Linked DNA regions of Homo sapiens: region 2 is linked to region 1. A link is an interaction called in ENCODE POLR2A ChIA-PET data of the cell type or tissue named here. Cell type or tissue: GM12878. All regions are shown on one strand. Links, peaks and the distances in the headings refer to the core of each region. The heading gives the core; the rest is flanking DNA.

Evidence for each region. ChIA-PET counts read pairs that join two places held together with the same protein. Peaks named below come from ENCODE experiments on the same cell type or tissue, not always from the same donor. Only the 100,000 strongest peaks of a DNase experiment are listed, where the experiment ranks them.
Region 2: POLR2A ChIA-PET joins it to region 1 with 5 read pairs; 3 of 35 experiments call an interaction of 5 or more read pairs at or near these places.

What each region holds. Positions count from the first base shown.
Region 1 is chr6:79,236,762-79,243,405 of GRCh38, forward strand. It overlaps HMGN3-AS1 (HMGN3 antisense RNA 1), which reads left to right. Exons shown (of 2, transcript NR_040671.1): 2 at 1-39. Among named protein-coding and RNA genes, the nearest start is that of HMGN3, 5.4 kb to the left of the region's middle. In GM12878, for the core only: no CTCF peak of the experiment used is centred there; DNase peaks (open chromatin) are centred at 2,860, 3,180 and 3,889; H3K4me3 peaks cover 486 bases.
Region 2 is chr6:79,185,346-79,191,989 of GRCh38, forward strand. It overlaps LOC124901347 (a long non-coding RNA gene), which reads right to left and starts at 1,834. Exons shown (of 2, transcript XR_007059653.1): 1 at 1,398-1,834. In GM12878, for the core only: no CTCF peak of the experiment used is centred there; no DNase peak of the experiment used is centred there.

The DNA of each region.
Region 1 (6,644 bases), core at 1,343-5,342:
GTTTTTACTGCACACAATAAAAATGCTACGATGAAATTGAAGCTTGCTTGTTGGATGAAGAAAGCTGATTGTGAGGACCTCGAGTTCTTGGAATCTTTAGTTCATTTACAAGTTATGAAAATAACAGCTTCGGTTGAAAAACAACAGCATTGCTTATCTTTCCTTTGATGTAGATTGCACCTGGCTGAGCACTACTCTAGGAAATGAAGTGTTCTCCCTTGTACCTTTAGTAGCCTTCAAGATCTGGGAAAGTCAGTGCAAACCTCTACTGGTGGCCCTGGAGGTAAGAAGAGTAGGCAAAGAGAATGATTTAGCAGGTAGCTAGAATTCTAGGTTAAGAGATAAAGACATCTGGGCAGAAATGAGGGTGTCACATAGAAGACAGTGAGGAGGTCAAGCTGGTAAGAAGTACAGACTCATTTGTTTATCAATATATTCCACTGAGCATTTCTACTACTTTGGAATATCAGCCTCTAAGACAGTAAAAGTAGGATGTATATACTATCTTAGCTAAGGTAGACCTGGATAAATTAACAGAGTTACTGACTGAGACAGAAAGAAAAAAAATAGTGAACAAACTTGTTTTCCAATTCCAGCTCCTCTCCTCTTTTGTCCTACTCAAAACTGTTGGAACTGTACACCTACTTCACATTTTTCAATCAGCAGGGCAAAACCATTTATAGTGTCATGACTATCATTAAGGAAAAGAAAGAGACAGAGACATTGACAGACACACACACGCAAACACACACACAGAGAGAGAGAGAGAGAGAGGGAGAAGGGAGAAGGGAAGGCTAAGAAAAGCAAAGAAAGGGCCAAGCATAGAAAATAGCAGAGTATATATGGTAAAGGTAAGTAATGTTTCATAAGATAATTGTTTCTATTTTCCATATGTGCTCATATAAACACATACACAACACAGATATGTATGTGTGTATGTTGGATTGTGACATGAAATATATTTTTAGTATGGTCTTGGTCAAAAAAATTGAATGCCACTGCTAATGAATGTTGTGGATCTTTGACATTCCGAAAAAAAAATGCTTAATATTAAAATTTTTTTTTTAGAGGTAAGATCTCATTCTGTTGCCCAGGCTGGCATGCAGTGGCACAATCATAGCTCACTGCACGTCAGACTGCTGGGCTGAAGAGATCCTCCTGCCTCAGCCTCCTGAGTAGTTATATAGGTGCAAGCCACCACACCAGGCTTGAGAGGAAGTTTTCAAGGGAAAGAATGACTTGCAGATCACCTCCTTCTTGAACTGTCCCTCTTTTCCTCTTTCAGGCAGACACAGGCAGGGTCCCTTAGGCTTTTGCTGTAAGTAATGACAAATTACTGGAGAAGTCAGATCCAGAATGTACATATTGTTGCTTTTGATAGTTGCAACTGTACACCTACTTTGCATTTTTCAGACAGCAGGGCAAAACAAATGATAGTCATGACTATCATTAAGGCAAAGAAAGAGACAGAGACATTGGCAGACAGACACACACACACACACACACACACACAGAGAGAGAGAGAGAGAGAGACAGACAGAGGGAGAAAGGAAGAAAGGGGAAAAGTGAAAATGATACTGTGTTGCTTCTGATAGTTTGTAATTCCAGATTAAGTTACTAATCTTCCATAAATAGGTCAAAAAATACACAGTGAAGAATTCAGGTGTGTAACAAAACAACATCAAAAACAACAAATAAGAGGTGGCAAAAGAATATTTTGTTTGTATTTTCCAGTCAAGTCTCTACTTTGATTGGGTGCTAACTTTTGAAGAGACCAAGGTTAGTTTTTACAAAGCAACAATAAGAGTCCAAGAACTAACGGTCCCAAATCAAATGAGCTGCCTGATATTAGTGCAGATCCCTAGGCCCCAGTCCCAAGGTATTGAATGGCTAGGCTTGGAAATCTGCATTTTCAAACAAGCTTTTCATGTGTTGCTTACACTATAATTCGGGGACTAGAGTATTTAATAGACTAGGCCCTTGCTCTCAACAAATATTTGCTGAATGCCGGTACTTGGATTCTGATGACAGGTATCTATAAAAGCCTGTGGAGTTCTCAACATACTTCCAGAGCAGGAGCGTAATTCTGTGGGTGAAACTCGCCCCACAGTCCTCACCTCATGCTTTTGCTCCATCTCAGTTTTGCTGGGCACAACCTGTTTATTTCACTTTCTTTCTCTTCTGTAGTTGCAAGGAACCTGAAGAGTGATTAAAAACTGCACACATCCAGATACCTAGAAAAGTGTCTTCTTCTTCCCAGGCAGCCCCTCTAGGCAGCTCCTTGGGCCCCTGGGAGATGAAAATCCCTGATCCCAAATCCTCAAAGGGAACTTACCTTGGCCAAAGCCCATAAGCCACACCCTTTCAAGGCTAAATGTCAATGATTGCATAAGCATACTTCACAACTGCATTAACAGCAAGAGGAACCAGGGCATTCTGTGACCTTCCAAGGAACCCACTCTTTGTTTTCCCAACCTTCAATCAAATTTAATATTTGTGCAGATTCTTTACCCCAGGTATGTTTTACACAGTTTTTCCACCCCTGGTACTTTTCAGGTTCAATCTCTGTGATATTTACCTCTCCTTCTTGCTCCTGCTGCTTAAACTCACAGGAGTGTGATTAATTTGCTCTTTTTAGCACCCAAATGACTATTTGGGAATGAATTAGATATGCTCAGTAGCTAGAACCAGGGATTGGGATACATTGGTTTAGCCATTCCTTTTTGTCAGATTGTTAGCATGGCTGGTGCCAAGAGCCATCCAGGCTCAAGGAGGTGAGAAAGTTAAGGGAAGGAAATCCCCAAAGTTCATGGTGAGGACACAGCAAAATAAGGACTCCATCCCATCCCCTTAGGTAAAAAGCCACAAGCTGCAAGGTGCCAAAGACCAATTAGTAGTTGTTGCAGAGCTCTCCGACTGAATTGCACATTCTTGTAAACTACTGTCAGTGCCAGTACACTCTCAAATGGGACCACACCCTTTTCTTTAAGCTAGTGATTTTGACTACCTATTTTTGGTGTCTTCTGCATTTCCTTCAAATCTCAGAATCCCTGGGAGCTTGTAAGGAACATTTAGTAACCCCATCCCCGTCGCTACCCTCAATGGTCCTGCCTTTCGGAGATATCATACCATTTTCCTTTTCTCAATGAAAGCAAGAAAATGCTGGTTTGGGGAAATGAGAGTCGAATGAATCATTCTGAAAAATACCATAAAGCAACTGGAGATGATTTTCAGGTTAGCTTGGTTAATAACTCTTGTAATTCTCAAGCACTAAGAAAGAGTTAGCCGATAAAATGAGTTTGGCCAGGTCAGAATGAATTCTAGCCACCAGGTCAGAATGAATTCTAGCCACAAGGCAATAAAGTTTTGCCCAGCAGTGGAAAACTAGCCTGCAAATGTGCCATAATCTTCAAGGCTGCTTATCTGCATAAGGCTTTTGTTGTTTTTAAAACACAGAATTGTGCTACTCCCACAAAAAAACTCTCATCCTTTTCTACCTTCTCATTCCCACTCCCACTTCTGCTGTCTGTAATCTTAAGCAAATGGGTTGTTTTTTTCTTTTTTTTTCTCCTAAATAATCCAATTTACCTCTTAACATGTCAAAAAAATTGTTTTAACCATTTTAAAAATAAATGTTTATCAAAAAGTTTGGAATTTGCAGTCATAGGCATGAATTCAAATCTCAAGCTATTGAGCTACCATCACATTACTTAACCTCTTTGAACCCTGGTTTCCTTATTATAAAATGAGAAAAAGAATGTCTATTCAAGGCAGATACCACTAGTTACCTGCCCAATATTCACACTAGCTTTCTTCCTACTAACAGAATTCTGATTTTGGCAATAGGCCTGGTCAAAACAAAACAAAACATAACAAAGCAATCTTTAGTTCCTCCAGCTCCCTGGCAGATAGAGGTTGCTATGTGACACCTCTGGGGCTAATGAAATACATGAACACACAGTCATAAGGTGATTGTGTAAGCAACACCAAATAACAGGACAAACCTAGCCGGGTAGCTAGCTGCCTTGTGCCTTTGTTCTTCCTCTCCTTCCATCCTGGAAGTTGCTAACAATGTCTGGAAGTAGAACAGCCATCTATGTCCAAAGAGAGAAGGGCCACAGTTCATGATGAAAGAGCAGAAAGGCAGGACTTGAGGTCTCTGCAGTGGCCCCAGATTGTCCAGCTGTAGTCTACTGTTAATGTTTGGAAAATAAACACCATGTTTGATCAAGGCACTTTAGGTGGATGTCTGTGATGTGCAGCTGAATACTATCCCTAACTGATACACTGTTTCATGGAACTGGTGTGAAAATTGAAGATGTTAAACCACCAAACTATGGGAATGTGCATATCCCTGAAGGATGATGCTTAACATATTTCATTTGAAGCATGTATATTATACTCCCCCTAAAATGATAAAAGAGAACACAGAAAATTTTTAACTTTTCCTGAATCCCTAAGGGCCTGATTATGAACACTTAGCATAAACCTCTTAAAATTACTTTAAAGTAGGCAGGGATAAACATGATTAAAAGAAGTATTTTATTGTTGCTATAGAACGGGGTGCTCCATAATATGGCCTATTGCTGTGTTTTACCGATGCAAATGCTGGATTGTTGCTCAACTCCATCTCAGTTTTAGTGTGACTCCCTACACTCTAGATGCTGGAGTCCACACTACAGCTGGGGTTCTGATGTAATTTGCATTTGCCTAATTAGAAGCATGAGGTATAGACAGTGGAGGTTAGGAAGAGGCCACACTTTTGCTACATCTGCTGTGTCTGCTGCTTTTTTTCCTAAAACAACATCAGCAAAGATCCCAGGCACCAGCATTGTGGATTCAGAGAGGCATGTCTCCCTGCATTCACTCTGTAGGCATAGACTGTAGCGGTGAGGTGTGGTCTGAAACTGGCAGAGACAGGGGCTTTATGATTGAGAAAGTGTTTTTATTCTTATAGAGTCCCGATACTAGTGGATTCCTGCTTGCAAAAGAGACACAGCTCCTTTGACGACCTTGTTCTGAGTGTGACTTTGGGAGACTTTTCTGAGAGTTCAACCTGCAGTCTATCTCTTTAGTCTTCTGAGCTATCCCATAGTCTATTGAATCTTTGAAACCTTTTCTCCTTAAATTAGGTAGAGTGGGTTCTGTTCTCTACAACTGAATCCAGAACTATGGAGCTTCCTTTAGTGTTGCTTACCAAATATTTCCAGCTTTCAGAGACATACTTGGCTGGGCTCAATGGCTCATGCTTGTAATCCCAGCACTTTGGGAGGCCAAGGCAGGTGGATTGCTTGATCCCAGGAATTCGAGACCAACCTGGGCAACATGGTGAAACCCTATCTCTACCAAAAATAAAAAACGCACAAATATTAACCTGGCATGGTGGCATGTGCCTATAGTCCCAGCTACTCAGGAGGCTGAGGTGGGAGAATTGCTTGAGCCAGAGAGGTTGTGGAGGTTGCAGTGAGATGAGATTGTGCCATTGCACTCCAACTTGGGTGACAGAGCCTGACCCTGTCTCAAAAAACGAAACAAAACGAAACAAAACAAAGCAAAACAAAAAACAAAGAACAACAACAACAAAAACAAAAAAGAGACACACTCTCACTGGAGCTGATTATGGAAACAGATATTGATATGGAGATTGCCCATGTGTTTCTTTCAGTGATCACAGTGAACAGAACAGAACCCTTTGAAGATCCCCCCCTCCAATGGACATAGAGCTGTCAAAGCTAAAAATGAACCTTTTATTTAAGCTGCTGAGATTTGAGGGAAATTTGTTTCCACAGGATTATCTATCTTATCCTGAAATGATATAGAACTTAGATCCTAAGAGAAAGGTGCTGCTTTAATAATAAAACAAACCCTAAAATAAGTGGCATTGGCTTAAGAGCTGGTCAGAAGGAATCAAGCAAACTATTACTGAAGCCTGGAAGAATGGAAATTATTTTTCTAGTGGGGAAAAGTTTGGTAAGACTATTCCCTACAGTAATTTGGAGGCAAAAGGCATATCTAACTTTGGGGAAGAGGTTGAAAACAGATTATCATTACTGTTTATTGCCTATTATTAATTGTATTTAATAAGACATTGTAAGAAAAAGATATATTCAGAGAAGACTTGGTCAGTTTGTAAGGGTAGATGAAAGAGATTTAGAGAGTCTACAAAGTCAAGAACTTATAAGGTTGGAAAAGGCAACTGCTTCTCAGTCTAAAAAATGAAAGGTAAAATCGATCCTTTGAGCAACAAAAGCACATTAAAACTCAGCTTTGTGGCAAGGATCAGATCACTGGTCATGAATTAGGGTATGGTGCCCAGTAATTCCTTCAGTTAGACCAAATGGCCCAGAATGACTTAAATTGGCTCATGGGAAAAGGCGTAGCTGTCACTGCTAGGCTCAAGGAACCTATAATTAGGGGAGAGGGGACAGAGGGAGAAAAGGGAGAGGCAGGGAAAACAGAACTGCTGGGGCAAGAAAACACAGAAATATGGCAAAGAAGTAAATCTAGAAAGAAACATGGGAGTAAGTCAGAAGACAACCAAGGTTAATTTTGTAAGAGTTTTACTGCTAAACAAAGGCTCTAACCTGGATTAAATGTGATTGTTGCAATTTGAGACTTAACATGGCTCTTGGACTCTGCACCAT
Region 2 (6,644 bases), core at 1,619-5,618, 51 kb before region 1:
CTTGGTCTCCCAAAATGCTAGGATCACAGCCTGAGCCACTGTGCCTGAGCCGTCCCCCAATTTTAAAAATACTTTATGGGGGTATAATTTACATACCATAAAATATACTCATTTTAAATGTGTAATTCAATTACTTTTTGTAAATTTACCCAGATTTGCAACTATCACCAAAATTCAGTTTTAGAACATTTTGGATTGTTCATTGCTAGTATACTGAAATACAATTGATTTTTGTATATTGACTTTGTGTACTGCAATTTTGCCAAACTTTTCAAAAGTAGTTCTAACAGTTTTTTTTTCTATGTGTGTGTTCCTCAGGATTTTCTAAATACAAATTCCTGTTTTCTGTGAATAAAGACAATTTGCTTCTCCCCTAATTTTTAACAGATTTCAAATCCAGTCCGTTTCTGAGAAGGAGATATTGGGAGGAGATGCTGATCTTGGCCATACAGCCCTTGCAGGGTGTCTGTCTGGCAAATCTGGAACCAGGAACCAGGAACCTATTTCTTGTTTTCAGGAATAGGACCTCTCTTTGGAGTTATTTATTTTCTTATAACTGTAGTTATAATTACATGTATATTTTTATATATTTATAACTGATATTTAGCACAGTTAATGAGAGTGTTTTCCTTCTTAGGTTAAAAAAGAAAAGAAATGCAAGACTGGTAATTCAAATGCTTTTGGGTGGCATTTATGGACACAACTATACATATGTACCGGAATTTCTACTAGGTGTTCATTGCCATTGCTTCTTACTCAGCTGAGAAACGAAAGAATTACTCACCCCTCACAAAAAAAATTGTCTCCTTTATTTTCCTTTTTTCTGCGGAATTTGTCAATAGCACTTGATTTGACATCTTCATAAACTCCCTTCGACTTCATATCCATGACCCATTTATTGCTAAATTCTATTCCTTCTCTCTTATCATATTGACACAAAGGGCTTAACTTTTTAAATTATTCTTCTTTCTCTCCTTGGCCACCTGAAAAGCCAAAGCTATTTTCTCCATTGTTAAAGCTATTTAATATTCTTCCAGATAAAATATCAATCTACACATTTACCATTCCTCATCTTGATTAATGTAAACTTCTCCTGTTGGCCTTACTTATAAATCACTTTCACTGCCAAAAATTTCAATTTCATTGCCAAAAATTATTTTCCATCTTTGTTCTTGTAAGAGCATATCTTTACCAGACTCTTCTTTTGTTAACTGCATTCCCCCTTAGGATTTCCATTATATTATGAATCTTGTTTGTCTTCTATGTGTTCTGCTTCCTGTCATCTTGGCTAATGTTTTAACTTTGAGGACTTTAGTCTCTGCGCAGCTATCCTTTTGAAATGTAACTCCTCTACCCATTTCAGAGAGTAGCACTCATACATCCACACGTTGACCAACCTGGGGGTTTGGAAGTCAGGAAATGTGTTCTGTTTTAGTCATCTGTGTGCCCCCAGCACTTAGCACAGGCCTCTGCTTAAAGTTGTCTCTTCACGTTCCCTGATGACTGAGCATCTTCTAGGCGCCTGATGCCCTGCTGCACTCTGGGGACAGAAAAAGGAATTAGAAGCTGTCCAGGGCTTTGATGAGCTCACACTCTAACTTCGAGGATTGTGAAAAGAGCAACTTATTATTCATTGTGATGAAGGCTATGATGGAGGCACAGACAAATGGCTGTGAAAACATAAGGAAAAGACCTGCCCAGGGGTGAAAATTTCATGAAGAAGGTGCCACTGGAACAGGACCTGGAGGGAGTTTTTACCAGAATCGAGACTCTAAGCAAAATGGTTCCATAGCTGTTGAAGTAAAAATGAAAACAAAACAAAACAAAACAAAAAAACCAGTATATTAGTAGCAAATATTCTGGGCTCCAGTTCCATCTTTGCTATTTTCTAGTCATGTGGTCTTGGGCACAACATTTATCTGTGTTCTGATTTCCTTATCTTTTAAATGGGAATGATATGACAACATACCTGTCAACAATTCTGTGAGGATCACATGAAATTATACATGTGCAAATCTAAAACATTATATGAAAATAGCTTAATTTCAATATATGCTATAATATGGTATGAAAGTTTGTATTCCCTATTGGGAAGCCAATCGATAGTATTTGTGGTTAAAAGTTATTTTTATAATATACATTAACATATATAATATAAAATTATTAAAAATTATGATTAAAAAATCAATAACTGAGAAGAGAAAAGCATATTATTTGGAATTTTGGAAGCAAGACACTAGGGGAATACCTGAAAGTGTTTGCTTTTGGGGAGTGAGCTTTGGAGGGCAAGTGTGTAGTAGGCAGGTACTTATGTATCACTTGACTTTTAAAACATTTGGCTTTAAAAAAGGTAAAAGTAAATAAAAAAGAGTGGAGATCCATCGAGAAGGGAGTTTATTTGTGACCTGGAATCCCTTGTTCCATCATACCCCCAAAGAAGAGCACAGATCCTGCCCCTTGAAGCCTGACCTTGTACCCAGATGCTCACTCTGACTTCAGGATGGGAGATTACTGAAGTTCTAGAGCAGTAGGTCCTAATGAGGGATGTACTGTGCCCTCAGGGAAAGTTTTCATCTTCTGGGGAGTCATTATTAATTGTCACAGTGACAAGGGATGGTGAGGTAGGTGAGGGGCTCTGGAGTGGGTCACTGGCATCTCCTGGACAGGAACTAGGGATGCTAGACATCTCGCAAGGTGTGAACAGGTCCACACAGTGTAGGATTGCCCTGATTCTCTCATGACTTTCACATATCCTACTGTACATTCATGTAGTTAAAAAGAAGTCACCTTGTTTAAAAGTATCCAAGCCTAGAATCTACTGTGTTTTAATATATTCACATTGAATTTTCTGAAATTTTCTTGCAGTTTTAAACATGTTTAGTTTAGATCTTTAATAAGTATTGTGTGCACCATTTCAGAAAATCATATCGCCAATAGTAACACCATTTGTAGACTTTGAGACTCCAGTGCAACTGTAGCTGTTGCATCACAGTGATTCCAAGCATACGTAGCAACATATTTATTCTCTATTTCAAAGTTTCAAGTATAAAGGAAGCATGTTGATAATCCACTGAGTAGGTTTTATTTTTCTCAGGTTGTGCATCTGTCTCTTCCATTATGTCTTCTTGTGAAGTCATGCCTAAACATCTACATATTAAAATATACAGTTTATTATAAATTACTTAAAAATTCCTATTCATTTTACAGCTAGAGCAGTATGTGTTGATTTTGAAATTATGCCTGTAGATAGGTTATATTATCTATGAACTTTATTTCAAGATAGTAAAAGAGTTTTGAACAAATATTTATTACATAAGGCAGTAAGTCTGGCAGGGCTTGAGTATAGTTATTTTAGGAAGTCCTGGAAGTTCTTTTTTGTATTTGACCTGGATCCCTACTGTCACTGTTTAGGGCCATTTTCAATTCAGTCACCTTCCCCCTCCCTTTAGAGATGGAAAAGAGCTACTCAGAATCACCTTAAATTTTTCTTTCTCTTTTTAAGTCCAAAGGTGTCAATGATGTAATATTGCCCACTAGGTTTGGCATAGCAAAGCCTTTTCTGGTTATAAATATAATTTTGCATGGTTCACAGTTCAAAATCCACATTTTTTTTTTCTTTTTTTCTTTTTTTTTTTTTTTTTTTTTTGTGGAATCAGCTGCAGGATGGCAGGAGTTTTTCTGCAGTCTTTCAGTGAAGCCTCTCTGGAGCTTCCCCGACTGGTTATGTAGAACTGGTCCTGCTTCCTGATCTGTGGGGGCCCCATGTGCCTCTACCCCAGAGCTAGGGCCCGCTCTGCATTCTACCCTTCACACTGCTAATTCACCAAGCTAATTAGGCTGGTTAAGGGTCTGTAAAGGCAGAAATCTGTTGGAGTTTAGTCTCATTCATTTCTTTCAGAGGAACTTGCAAGGAAGCTCCTGTCAGCTTTTGGAACGGGAACAGAATCTCAAAGGCTTGGCATGAGAAATAGCTGAAGGTGCCAACCTTCCAGGCCAAAGATTCTAGTCACAAAGAGTCTCAATTCAACTTTTTCCCTTGAGGCAAACTTCAAAGTATGCAGGAATCAAAAACTCATATAATGAAAATAAACCAAGGGATAACACACTTAGCTAAGACTTGCTGGAAACACATTTCTCCCACTGTACCTCAATTCTCTCTGCCTCCAGAAAGACCTCATGGTACTTAATTACTTGCAAGGAGGACAGAGCAGGTTTTCTGATGTTCACTTTATTCCAGTTGCGCCAGTTTTATTAAATAAAGTTATGTAGCTTACCACTAGCCAGGCACTGTTCTAAGCACTTTAAAAATGTTAATTCATGTAATCCTCATAACAACCCTAGGAGATAGGCACTTTTATTATTCTTATTTTACAGATGAAGAAACATGTACACATTGTCTATTTTTCTTTGCTGGTAGGTGTTTTTCTTCTTTCCTTTTTTTTTTTTCCTTACATAAGGTTTTAGGACAATGCATAATTTTCTTGTAGAACTTTTTTTTAATGATTGAACAAAATCACAAAATGACTAGAGCAAAGCATAATCTCAAAACACGACGTTTAGAGTTGTGAGTTTTTTGTTCTAGTGAAATATGAGCTACTTAAGGAATTCCATAGAAGGGCATAAACTAAAACCTCTTAGAGATTCATTTGACCATTAGGCCTAATTTAGAAGAATAATACAGCACCAGAGGTTTTAATCTCTTGAATTTCTCATGTTTTATGTGCTCTTGGCATTGCCTAATTTTTTCCCCACTAGTGAACCTCTAGGCTTTTGGGGGGTGGCAAGAGAAGAATAGCATCCTTACAACCTGTGTAAGGCTATTGTTCACACACCAATGCACATATTAAAAGAGCAAATGTCCAACTATGGTCATTCACACTTTGCTTGCACCTATATAGTACCATTTATGTGCAAGCTTTTGTGACAATTTGATTTAATGAATATCCAGCTAGTTGGTTTAAAAAACTATCATAGTTCTAGCAAAGTCTTGAGACTTGTGGTCTGTTAAAATTAGAACCCTCCTGCTGGAGCATTTTGGATTTTGAAAAAGAAAAGTATATGGCATCTTCACTTATTAGATAAATCTTCCATAATATAATTTCCTTAGGGTATTGCAATTCTTACCACCCCTATTTTGGAATTCTGAAGCACATGCCATTTAGATTTGGATTATTTTCAACTATCAATTAGTGGGGAGAGGTGGGACTACTCACCCCTTTAAAGCATTTTTCCATGCCACTGAAATTTTACAGGAAGCTTGGTATTAACTGGAATGTTCAGAGAATGTGGATGTCTGGCTACTTGGATAAGCAAAGAGTTAATGAGAAAGCCCGTTCTGTTAGAATTCTTAGCCTTCTTTGTAAAACTAATTAGCCCACCTAATGGCCTTAGAAAACAAAGTATGTAGTACTAAACATCACTGATTCTTTCTTTTAGAGAACAAGGTATTGGTATGCCTGAGGGTCCTCATTCAGGAGGACCATTATTGCTCTACAGAACTGTAGTTAGAGAACAGAGAGGACAGGACTCAACCTTCATTGCTTCCTGGACTTACCTACTCTGGAATTCTTTTCACTTGTATCTCTAAGTTTTTTTTTTCCTTTCTTTCTTTTTTTTAATCAACAAGATGCACAGGCTCTGGAGCAGCTTGCCAGGGTTTAAATTCTAGTTCTACCATTTACTCATTGCATGATGTTGAACAAGTTAATTCCCTGTTCCTGAGTTTCCTCATCTGTAAAACAGGCAAAATAGTAACACCTACAACAACCCATTACTACTCATGTTATGAATATTAAATATTCACACTAAAGCACTAAGGAGAATGTCTGTGTCTGAAATTAGGCAAACTGCAAAGTCTAATGGGACAGTCTCCAAGACTGTCCTCACTTCTGACACTAACTGCAAGCCTAGGGTGGGTCTCTAAAACCATGCCTAGTTTTGATAATCCACTGAAAGAGCTAACAGAACTTACTGAAAGCCATTACACTGATAACTGTTACAGTTTACTACAGGATACTCCTTAGAACCAGCCAAAGGAAGAGACACATAGGGCCAAATCTAGGAGGGCTCCAAACACAAGGCTTCCATTATCCGCAGGATTTTCTACTCTCCTGGTCTCAATGTGCAACAATACACATGTAATATTGCCAACCTGGGATGCTCACCTTAGCTTCAGTGTCCAGAGTATTTATTGGAGCTTCATTATGTAGGCATGAATGATTGTTTGCCCATGTGGTTAAACTCAGTTTCTAGTCTCTCCCCTCACTCTCCAATGTCACGCTAACACCACATGGCTCAAGGGCCACACCATGGGTAACCTTGTTAGCATAAACTACCAGGAGTTGTCTAGCCCACCATGAATAACAAGACGTTTCTTTCACTTGGAAAATTCTAAGAGTTTAAAGGTTACCTCCCAGAAGCCAGGGACAAGGACCAGACCTCTCTTTGGGTCAGGCCAATTTCTTTATTACGCAGGGTAAGCATTCTCCTAATGTTTATGATTATAATAGTAATTGCCCTCTTTCTCTTATAAGAAGATCAAAGAAAAACATTTTTTCCCACTTCTCTTTTTATTATAAAAATGTACAAACATACAGAAAAAAACATTGTAAGAAACACCAATATAACCACCACACATTTTGCCA